2 separate regions of the Mus musculus genome follow, and region 1 is linked to region 2. The links are chromatin loops, found by intact Hi-C in ENCODE. Cell type or tissue: heart. All regions are shown on one strand. Links, peaks and the distances in the headings refer to the core of each region. The heading gives the core; the rest is flanking DNA. Region 1 has its middle 7.6 kb from the start of Bcar3. Region 2 has its middle 31 kb from the start of Gm4610.

What was found. Peaks named below come from ENCODE experiments on the same cell type or tissue, not always from the same donor. Only the 100,000 strongest peaks of a DNase experiment are listed, where the experiment ranks them.
Region 1: a loop joins it to region 2, with 2.2 times the contacts of the local background. A loop is called at or near these places in 5 of 42 quality-filtered maps.

What each region holds. Positions count from the first base shown.
Region 1 is chr3:122,409,489-122,414,863 of GRCm38, forward strand. No RefSeq gene overlaps it. Among named protein-coding and RNA genes, the nearest start is that of Bcar3, 7.6 kb to the right of the region's middle. In heart, for the core only: no CTCF peak of the experiment used is centred there; no DNase peak of the experiment used is centred there; H3K4me3 peaks cover 616 bases; H3K27ac peaks cover 518 bases; H3K27me3 peaks cover 2,035 bases.
Region 2 is chr3:122,358,697-122,364,071 of GRCm38, forward strand. No RefSeq gene overlaps it. Among named protein-coding and RNA genes, the nearest start is that of Gm4610, 31 kb to the right of the region's middle. In heart, for the core only: no CTCF peak of the experiment used is centred there; DNase peaks (open chromatin) are centred at 2,235 and 4,275; H3K27me3 peaks cover 185 bases.

The sequences.
Region 1 (5,375 bases), core at 90-5,089, 51 kb after region 2:
ACTCCTGTCTGAACCCCCTTTAAAAAGTTCTGTTCACAAATATTACCGAGTCCTTCGCAAGCATCGTGCACTTTGCAAATGAATGATCTCTCTGCCCAGTTCATCTCAGTTTCAGTGCTGGGGTTGGACCTCAGCACTGTGTAAAAGGCACACGTTGTCACTGAGTTAGATCCTCATTCTGCTAGACTCTTTGAAGAATCACTTTGCCATTCCACATGCTACTCAGGGCTTTTAAACAGAACTTCTCTGCTCCCTCTGAAGAGCAAGGACTCCCACAGAGAGACAGTGAGTGCAGTTTGGGGACCTCTGATCCCAGCTATGTTGGGACTGGTCACTTGGCCTTTTTTGTGCCTGTATTTTCCCAACTTTGAAACAGGCTTCATAACTCCTCCTTCACACCTCACTGGATACCTGCAAAGACCGATGAGGTGGTACGTGCTAAGGTCTGAATTCACTGAGGGTAAACACAGCTGTCATTCGTACATCAGTCTGTTTCTTCCCACAGGACCTTCGATGCTCTTCTCCTCATTGCACACATGACATTCTTAGAATGGCACTCTGTGCATCCGACTCTGTAATCCTTTGGGAACGTTAGTACTGTACAAATGGCCACCACCTAAGAGGAGTGTCCCACACGAACTTGAGTGTACATGTACGCTCACCCACACACACTTGTGATGAGAAGGGAAGGGTCCCTATGAGGAAGAAACCAGAGAGGAAAAGATGTAACTGGTGACCTTACCCCAGGCTTCCAGCTTGCTGCCTCAGTTTTACTGGCACTGGCACCTTGGCACTTACAACAAAGCACCCCAGGCTAAAAATCATTATTCTTTGGGAATTTCATGCACTCATACAATGAAGACTTATTTTTTTTAAAAAAAATGAATTAGGAGACACAACAGTGTCTCCACCCCAATTCCATTCTACTCACTTGGCTTTTTTTTTTTCTTTTTTTTTTTTTAACATTTATGTTAACTTTTCATTGTGGCATCTTCAAAGCTTATTCAAAAAAGATCGCCGGGCAGTGGTGGCGCACGCCTTTAATCCTAGCACTTGGAAGGCAGAGGCAGGCAGATTTCTGAGTTCGAGGCCAGCCTGGTCTACAAAGTGAGTTCCAGGACAGCCAGCGCTACACAGAGAAACCCTGTCTCGAAAAATTAAAAATTAAAAAAAAAAAGAAAAAAGAAAGAAAAAGAGAAAGAGAAAGAAAGAGAAAAAAAAATCACAATAAACTTTTTATCCCGGGAGGATTTTATTTTATTTATGTGAGTAGGTGTTTTGATTGCATGTAGATCTGTGCAACACTTGGATACCTGGTGCCTGCAGAGGCCCGAAGAGAACACATTATTTCCTGGGACTAGAGTTATGGATGGTTGTGAGCCACTATGTGGGTACTGGGAACTAAACTCGGGTCCTCTGAAAGGGCAGTGAATGAATGCTCTCAAGGGTGACGCTCATCTTTCCAGGTCCCTAGAATGACCTTAAAACTCATCAAGTGTCATTTTACTGCCTTAACTAGACTGGTTTTAGATTAAACTGCGGGAGGGATCATTTGCCATTCCTGCTTTCTTGGTCATATCCCTCTTTCCCAGAGCAGTATCTGTGAATTCACTTCTTTAAGTATGTCAAACACTGTGTGTTGGGGGCAAGGCTGGCTACATAACAGCCTGGGAACCTCAGGTGCCCACATACGCTTACACTTGTTCCTTCATGGGACACCACAGAGATGTTCATAGGGATGGCCATTAGGGTATTATGAGTGAATGGCAGAGGTGAAGGATGCTCTTTGTGCCCTGGGATTGAATCTTGTGGTGCTTACATCAGAACCAGATGCACAATATTTGTGCTTAATTGGAGAAAAGGGCTGAAGACTCTGGGACTCTCAGACCCCAGCGAGGTGCTAATTCTGCATCTCCTTTTTACTTGGTCACATCCGTTGTTTTCCCAACCCCATTTCTACTCATGCTTGAAGCACCAGATATCAGGGTATCCATCAAAAAAAAAAAAGTCAATGAAATTAATGTGTCAAAGAGGTAATAGTTCAATTCAAATGGAGAAAACAGACTGTCGAATGCTCACTAACTAGCATTGAAGATGTCATAAGAGTGTCACAAAGGATGACTATTGTTACCATGTTATAGATGGGGAAACTGAGGAGAAGTAAGGAAATCACTAAGAATTTCATAGCTGCAGAGCCTAGGATTCAAAACCAGATGTGTCCAGTTTTGAAAGCAGTGTTATTGTTTACTTAATCATCCTGAGACCTTACAACCTAATCAGTTAAGAGCACAAAGTCTGAGCCCCATAGCTTCCGTTCAAAGTTCAGTGCCTTTGCCGTCTGCTCTGATACCTGGAAAGAAAATGTCCCTGGCTCAGAGGAGGAGACAAGAATACTTCTGCCTCACCAGGACAGGTGGTGCAGGCTAGATACTCAGGAGGCTGAGGCAGGAGGATCACAAATTCAAGGTCTGCTCCAGGTACAGAGCAAGTTCATGGCCAGCAAAATAACTTGGATGGATCCTCCATCATAAAAATGGGGAGAGGGCTCTGTCTATAAGAGGTAAAGCACTTGGGCAGCCAACTCAGGAGGATATTTTCGTAATCCAATGAGTTAATTTATGTAAGGCTCTTAGAACAGTATCTGTGTAAGGTACATTATGTGCATTATATTTAATTAGGAGAGCAATTGGTATTCATTGTGGGGAGGAATCAAACAGCCTAGAAAAACTTGAAGAAACTAGGAAAGTCCCTTTCACTACCTCAGCGACTTGGCTTTCTCAGACTCTCTGATGGGAAGACTTCTCAGGCGATCTGAATATCTAGATGCACTTTGCATACTCCCACCCAAGTGCACACTCATACAGAAATTTGATTTTTAGATATTATAAAGGCATTTAGAAAAATAAGATGGAGTCTTGCTATATTCTTGAGGTACACTTTAAAATGCTGGGTTCAAGTTAGCATCCTGCCTATGCCTGCCAAGTAGATGGAATTACAGATATGTGCTAGATAGCCCCTAGATAGCCCTGGACAGTCCTGGATAGCCCTGGATAGCCCCTGGTCTGAGAAGGCAATGCTTTTCTGTCTTCTTTGCTTTTCACTTCGTGCTTCGTGACTGACTCTCCTCACTGCACTCTCATCGGCTGCAGTCCGAGCCAGTGTGCAGATGAACTGTAATTTCATCATTGCAGACATTGAATGCAATGAAGCTGCTGTCAATCACTGCAAATTCAAACCTTAGTGTTTTCAGGTAAGGGGACACTTCAATTTCGCTCTTGAGTGCCTACCTCTACACAGATCAGGGGTGTTGCTGTCAGCCTGACATTGCTGTATTAGGCTGCTGGCTGCGGTTCCCCCAGCTACCCATATCCCTTCTGCCTCAGGACTAAGCAGCTTATCCCATTCCCATTACACCCCCGTCTTCCCACGGGGTAACTCAGGGTTTAAACTGAGCCCTTCCCCATCAGATGGTCAAGTGTGGCACAGAGTCTCCCTACATTTGTTCCTCTGATTTTCCATAGTTATGTGGATATATACATCCATATTATATGCATATCTGAAATTCCATCCTCTCCTTCATTGTCATGAGCATCACTGGTCTCTTGATGTAGCCTCTGAGTCCCACATTACAGGGATCCTCTGCCGGAGCCCTTTTCCTTCTTGCTGTGGATCTGCACTGCTTCTAGACAGGAAGTCCTGGTAACTGTTTCCACCTTCCTACGTCCCAGGCCAGAAATGCCTACCGATGGAATATGAACAGTGAATTTGCTTCTTAAGTAATGTTTCAAATAAAAATGCTTACTAGAAGAGAAAAAAAATTAAAAAGGGAGGGCTATATAAAAGAAAAAGTTTAAGGCATTTGGAATTCCATAATTACCCAGAGACATTTTTATTTTATTTCCCTTCTAAATATTGAATTAGTTAAGAAGCAAATTAATAAAAAAGACCAAGACAGTAAAAGATAACCCTGTGTGGGGCTGAGTGTTCATAACCCCAGCGCTCAGGAGGCTAAAGCAGGAAGATCATGTGTTCAGGTTAGCCTGGGCTACTTAGCAAGATTATATCTCAAAACAAGCAGCAATGAGAGAGAGGGAGAGGGGAGAGGGGGAGGGGAGAGAGGGAAAGGGGAGAGGGAAAGAGAAGGAGAGGGGAATGGAAAGAGAAAGGGAAGGGGTAGGGAGGGGGAGGGAGGGGGGAGGGGAGGGGGGAGGAGGGAGAGCAGGCTGCAGACTTTGGTGATGAGGACAAGTCCTGAAGCGACCGGGTCAAATACGGACAAGCAGGTTTAAATGGACCTTTAATAGAAAATAAGCCTGTGTTGCTAGGCACATTTCTTTCACCCTCTCACTATTCAGCAAGTGCTGAGCAGGGCCCATTAAACCATAGCCTTCATGCCATGAATTCTCCAGCCAATGTGGCAACGAGTAAACAGCTGTTCTGCCAACCTCTTGGACGCAGACTGCCTGCCTGCCCGCCTGCCTGCCCAGCTTACTAGCGGGGGATTGCCACGACACCAAATCCATGGCAGGAACCTCGAGGGGAATGTTCTGGAAAACACTGCAAGCCTTCTTGCCATGGTCTGCCTCGGGAGCTGATATGCCTGGACCACTGATTTATTGTACATTAACTTCAGGGGCTTCTCCGGCTCTCGTTCTTTCTGCAGCTGCGCATGCTCAGGTTATTTTCTGGTTGGGTCTCATCGTCACAGCTGCGTGCCACTCTTGTTCCTTTTGTTTCTTGGTTAGGACTCTGCAGAGCTGAAACTTCAGGCACCCTTCTAGCTTAATGTGCAGTTTGCCCCGTGCCTGCTGCAGCTGCCAGTCAACACATGATGTCAGTGGGACAGGACTCAACACATTCCTTTGTGAATCCACAAAGTTGTGGATCGACTCCTGGCTGAGTACTCCCTGACCCAGCTTCCTGCTCAGCCCTGAAGTGATTAGGAGGGCTGTCCTTTCATACATTGGCTGGACCAAGTTAGCAAAGGGCTTCCCTGTCTAAAACTGCATGTAAAGGCTGGCACACAGCCTGAAGAAAGATGAATCTTAAGACTGTTTATGGCACAACCAACACAGCATTCCATTTATTTAGCCTGCAGGGAGCTTCAGTACAGGGAATAAGGATAAAAGGCCAAAGGACCTGGAGGTCTGGAGTTCATTTATTCATTCAGCAAGTACTGGGTAATAATTCTATGCCAGGCCCCTTACTAAGAACAAAACAAAGGCCAATCCAAACAAGGCATACATTCTATAGAGCAATAAATATTAAACAGCAATAACTAAGACAAATGTATGATTAGCAACAGCAGCAAATACAAGAGGAGCAGGGGACCTTGTGCATGTGTGACCCATGGAAAGAGCAAAGGAAGGCTTTCT
Region 2 (5,375 bases), core at 257-5,256:
ACAGACACTGTGAGAGAGAATAGACTATTAGTATAGCCTTTGTCCACTGAGTTTTGAAGTTATTCACTTTTGTACTCAGAAATATTCAAGTTAAGAACATGGGTCTTCTAATAGCCAATCCAGAAATCCCTTTTCTTTTTCAATTTATCACTATCCTAAAGGTTTTAATTGTCGTATGTGTGTATTCATATGTGAAGTTGGGTACATGTATGTGGGCACATGCCACACGGGCCAGAGGACACCTTGGGTGTCATTCTCCGGAACGATCTACTTTGGCTCTGGAAGCCACTTCACTGGCATAGAGCTTACCAAGTAGGCAAGGCCAGGTAGCCAGCAACCCCCAGGTCCCTCCTGTCTCTTCCAACTGCTGGGGCCACAAGTGGGCGTTCCCACATCAGCAGTTTTAACACATGTTCTGAGAGTTGGATTTAGACCCTTAGCTTGCACACTAAGAATGTTACTGACCAAGCTATCTCCCCAGTCTCCTCAAAAGTTCTTGCTACAGAAGTGATTAAGTAACTTTATTAATATTAGATAAAGAAATGTAGCATTATATGATTCAATAAAATACATTGTATGTTTTTAAAAGGATGAATGGTTAGGAAAGATGTTTGCAAAGTTACGCAGACTATTTCTTTTCTTTCCAAGTCTCAATAGGAAGGAGGTGGCATTTCATGGTGTCCCTTCAATCACTTTCTTTATATGGTGGCATTTTGGCAGAAGGGTTTCTTTCCTGGGTGGTAGCATTTCTGAAATAGCTGTATGTGGGTTGTATTTGTTTGTTTTCTAAATAGTAGGCTTACAAAAACTCCCTTGTTTCAACTTGTAAAACAGTGTACTTCAGCAGAAGCGCACAGTTCCTGCCAGCGTCTAAATGCAAGAGACTTAGTGCCAGTGAGCGTGTTCTCAGATCCATTTAGCTTAGGCAAGGACAAAGACAGGCATGGAATCCGTGTGGGTAATGAACTGCCTCTCTTAGGTGTAAATTCCATTTTGAACAGACCCAGATGCTCAAGTGACCGGGAGATGATAGAACCTGGCAGATGGCGAGAAGTGAGGCTGAGTCCCCGAGAGTACTGGTTTCAATCACAGCCCACACAGGAACACTTAACTGAGACTTAACTGAGACCTGGGGAATTATTAGGAACAATTAGCACCCCACCCAAGGCCCCTCATACAGCCTAAAACTGCAGCCTTTGCCTTCTTCCCAGGCTCCACCCTGATCTATGGAAGTTACCGTAGAGCCCAGGGGATAACAGAGGACGGGCCACAGCCCAGCAAGTGTGATGTCCCTCACTCAGACTCTTCTCTCCGCAAAAATCTTCAAGCTGCCACATTGCTTTTTCAGAAAGATGTCTTCATTGGCACAGGTTGCATCAACCACACCCTCACGGCTGGTACCCTGGGTGAACCGAAAGGATGATAAAAGGTCAGAAATGCTGGTAAGAGGTGCTGAGTCAGCACTTCTCCCTAGACCACGGTATATGATGTGATTCGGGAAGCTATCCGGGTTCCAATTCAAATCTGGACTCTATCACTTAATATCTGTATCACCTCAGCAAGTTAGTTTTCAAATCTGCCCAGAGGCACCCCTGAGACCACTAATTCTCAACCTTTCCAGCACCCCGTTTAATACAACTCCTCATGTTACGGTGACCACCCCCAACCATAGACTTGTCTTTATTGCTACTTCATAGCTATAGTTTTGTGACTGTTATGAATCATAGTATAAATATCTTATATTCAGGATATCTGATATGGGAACCCTGTGAAAGGGGTGTTCAATTCCTGAAAGGGTCATGACCCACAGGTTGAGTACCACTTAGAGTGTGACCGAGAGGGCTACCTTTAAGAATAAGACAATAGCGACCTGTTGTTGTATACTTGCTATGTGCCAGGCGGTAGGTGTGGGTTTAGTTAATCTTCACCCTTTTGTGAAGTAGACACTTTCATCATCTTTCTATTGATAAAACAACCCAGGCACAGAAAGGCTAAGTAACACCCTCATAGTCACGGAGTTAACAGGTGTCAGAGTCATGCTTCAAATCCATGTGTTCTGACCCAAGCACTACAGAGCGAAGACAGGCAGGCGTTGAGCCAAGCAGACTTGTGCTCCTCTGTAGTTATCCAGCTAGCCAGAGGCAGAGGATGTGGAAGTCAGCAGGCACACGGCTGGAAACACAGCTGGAAACACAGCCAGTACTCCGGGGGTAATTCCTGACTTCCTATTAGAAACAAACAAAAAAACCAGGCTGTGCTGATTTTCCCATTGGCTTCTTGGCTGTGACAGCTGGTCCCTCCTGCCTATGGCCTAAGATAGCAAAGATGTTAGGCTAGGCCACTGGACCAGAACAAAAAGGGTGGGAAAGGCTGCCCTCTTCCTGACCTCCGCTCTGCTTAGCCACCAGTCCTGTGGAAATCCAATCAAGGGCTTGGGGGCTGGAAGAGGATAGGCCCAGAGTGTAGGGGGAGGGGAGGGTTGAGCAAAAAGACAAAGGTAAGAAAATAACGCTGAGCGGGAAGATCAGATCAGCCCAGGGACACCTTCTGATTGGGGTCCCCTGAACCTTGATGGGAACCGCAGGTCTCCCCTACAGCCCATTAACAAGCTCAGACTTGAGCGAGGATCACCCACAATAGGCTGGTGGAGAGGTGGGTGAGGGAGACACTGTTCCCTATGGGATTAAACTGGATGGCCCAGTTTGTGGCTAGAAGGTTCCATCACCACAATAGGCCCCTAAGCTTTGTGCTGATTATACCTGTCTGGGCAAAAGGGCATCTCTTTGGACATGGTGACTGTCCTGGCCTAGTGTGCCTCATTTGTGACTCTGCCAGCATGTGGTAGTGGGATGATACCTTCCGGGGTGACCTGACTTCTCCAATGGCAGCACTTCCTAGTGTTACCTCTCATGTCTCTGTCACAAAGGCTCTTGAGGCTGGCATTGTACTGTGCTACACTCACACTTTAGACACATCCTATGCCCTCAGGACAGGGCCAAGGACAGGGTTTATAGAACTAGGTGTCCAGTCGCTAGGCCCCTGGTTCAGAAGTTATTAGGAGCTGCAAGGTGGCAACAGTATAGCATTAAACCAGTTGTAGGGTCCTTCTGAGCTCAGGGGCTTATGCTTGATGCAGCTTATCACACACCGATGGAGCCAGCTCTGCCATGGGCTCAGAGAGGCTCATGTTCCATAGGCAAGGTTAACCGGGTCAGAGAAATTACACAGTGTACCTCTTAAGTCATTTATATCTTTGAATATTAAAATATTGCATCATGAGATCCAACTATCAAGATTTTAGCAAGTCATTACAGGGTTTATAAAACTCCAGAGAACCTTAACTCCGGGCGATCAGAACATGTAGGTGTGTATGTATTAACTCAGCGGTTTGTGCTTGCTTCTAAGCGTACCCCTAACTTCTCCCCTTCCCTGGGTGCAGGTGATTTCATCTCACAACCGCACTAAGGCCGAATGTACCCTTCTAACTGGAGCGAAGATCACTTGAGCTTGGCATGAAGCCAGGCTACCCAGAGACGACAATTTCTAGGGGAGTCCATGTTTATAGCCCAGTGGTACAGCTAGAGACTCAGAGACCAGAAACAAGAAGACTAGTTCATGCAAATAGAGGAGGAAGAGTGTGCAATAGTGTTCAAGGTTGGACAAGGAGGGTGGAGGTAGGACCTGGTCCAAGCCCACCCTTTCAAGAAAAGCATGCCTTCAGAAAAACCAAAGCTCTGACACACACACACACACACACACACACACACACACACACACGCACGCGCACGCGCACGCGCACACGCACATGCACACGCACACACACACCTTCTCTAGAGGCTCTGCTTTCTGACTTGGCTCCCAAGTTAAGCTTCCTTGATCTGAAGGATCCTAAGGTCATCAGACTTAGCAAACAAAGACACAGGATATGAGTCAAATTCAAATTTCAGTTCAACAATGAATTATGTTTTAGTATAAATATGACCTTTTCAATAGTTACTTCGAATAGGAATTCTCTGTTGTCTTAAGTTTCAACTTGACCAGAAAGTCTGCATCTAGTCTGCCACCTTGGGTGGCTACTCTCCCTCTACCTCTCCCAACCTGGGACCAGGACTGGCTCTTCACAGCTGCACATAACTCCAGACTCCAGCAGAGCTCACCAGGCTGTTTGCACTTAGCTGCTGATCTACCCTGCCCAGCCCAACCCTGCAGAGGTACACTTCACTGGCACCGTTGGAGAAGCTGCTAACCACTGTGAGAGATCTGGTGCCTGGCAGCCTCATCTCTGACCCGAGGCCAGCTCTGCTTAGCCCCAGTGCATTCCTTCCTGGCTCAGCTCATCCTTGGTGCTGGTACCAGCAGGGGGAGGAGGAGGAGGAGGAGGAGGAGGAGGAGGAGGAGGAGGAGGAGGAGGAGGAGGAGGAGGAGGCTGAGCTCAAGCCCAAGTTTCACTCCGTTGGCAGCCTGCAGGCCTACAGGGTGGGCTCTTGGTGGGTTAAGGTTGTGATTATGGCTTGGGGATGCCTGTTAGATAAGTTTTTCTGTATTTCAGTTCTTAATTTCCATGTTTGGAAATGAGCAGATTTCCTTAAAGGATATCATTCAGTCTGCTTACTACTCTAAGGTCATCCATCTTGTCCCTACTTTGAAGTCAAGGAAACTAAGATGCTACAGTCTTATCATAGGTGGGTGCCAAAGTTTAAACTAAATTCCAGTCTTTTTAATTCAAATATATGCCCTATACTCTGTACAGCCACATCACTGACCTCACACTCTAAGCTTCCGAGTGGTCACTGCTCACACTTTACTTTCTACCCAGTCTGATGTCTTCCGAATTTTGCCACTTGATAAAACTGCCTTAATTTTCTTGAGCTTCCTCAGAAAAATTAACACAAACTCGATGAGTTAACGCAACAGAAATTTATTGTGGTAGTCTGATGTTGTTGCCCAATGCTGACTGGAATACCTGATGCTGGGTAACCTTATAAAGAAAACAAGTGTTGTTTACCTTACAGTTTTGGAGGCTCAAAAACCATGTAACCCCCATTGGTTTGGTCTCTGGTGCAGACCCAAGGATTGATGCTATCATAATAGAATACCTGTGTCAGCAAGACATAGCATGACTAGACAGGGAGCCCCACGGAGACCTTGGCCAGGTTCCACTATTATAACAGCTTGCCCTTGTGAGAACTCACTCTAGGAGAACAGCGTCTCCAGGGACCTAGCAGCCTACCACAAAGCTGTTCTTCTTCAAGGGTCCTATCACCCCATGAACATCTGGAGGGCAAATCACATCAAATACATCTGGTCTCACACCTCAAGAGCCAGAAAAGCTCGAAAGTGTCAAGCTATGAGCAAGGCTGACTCCTGGAGTCTCT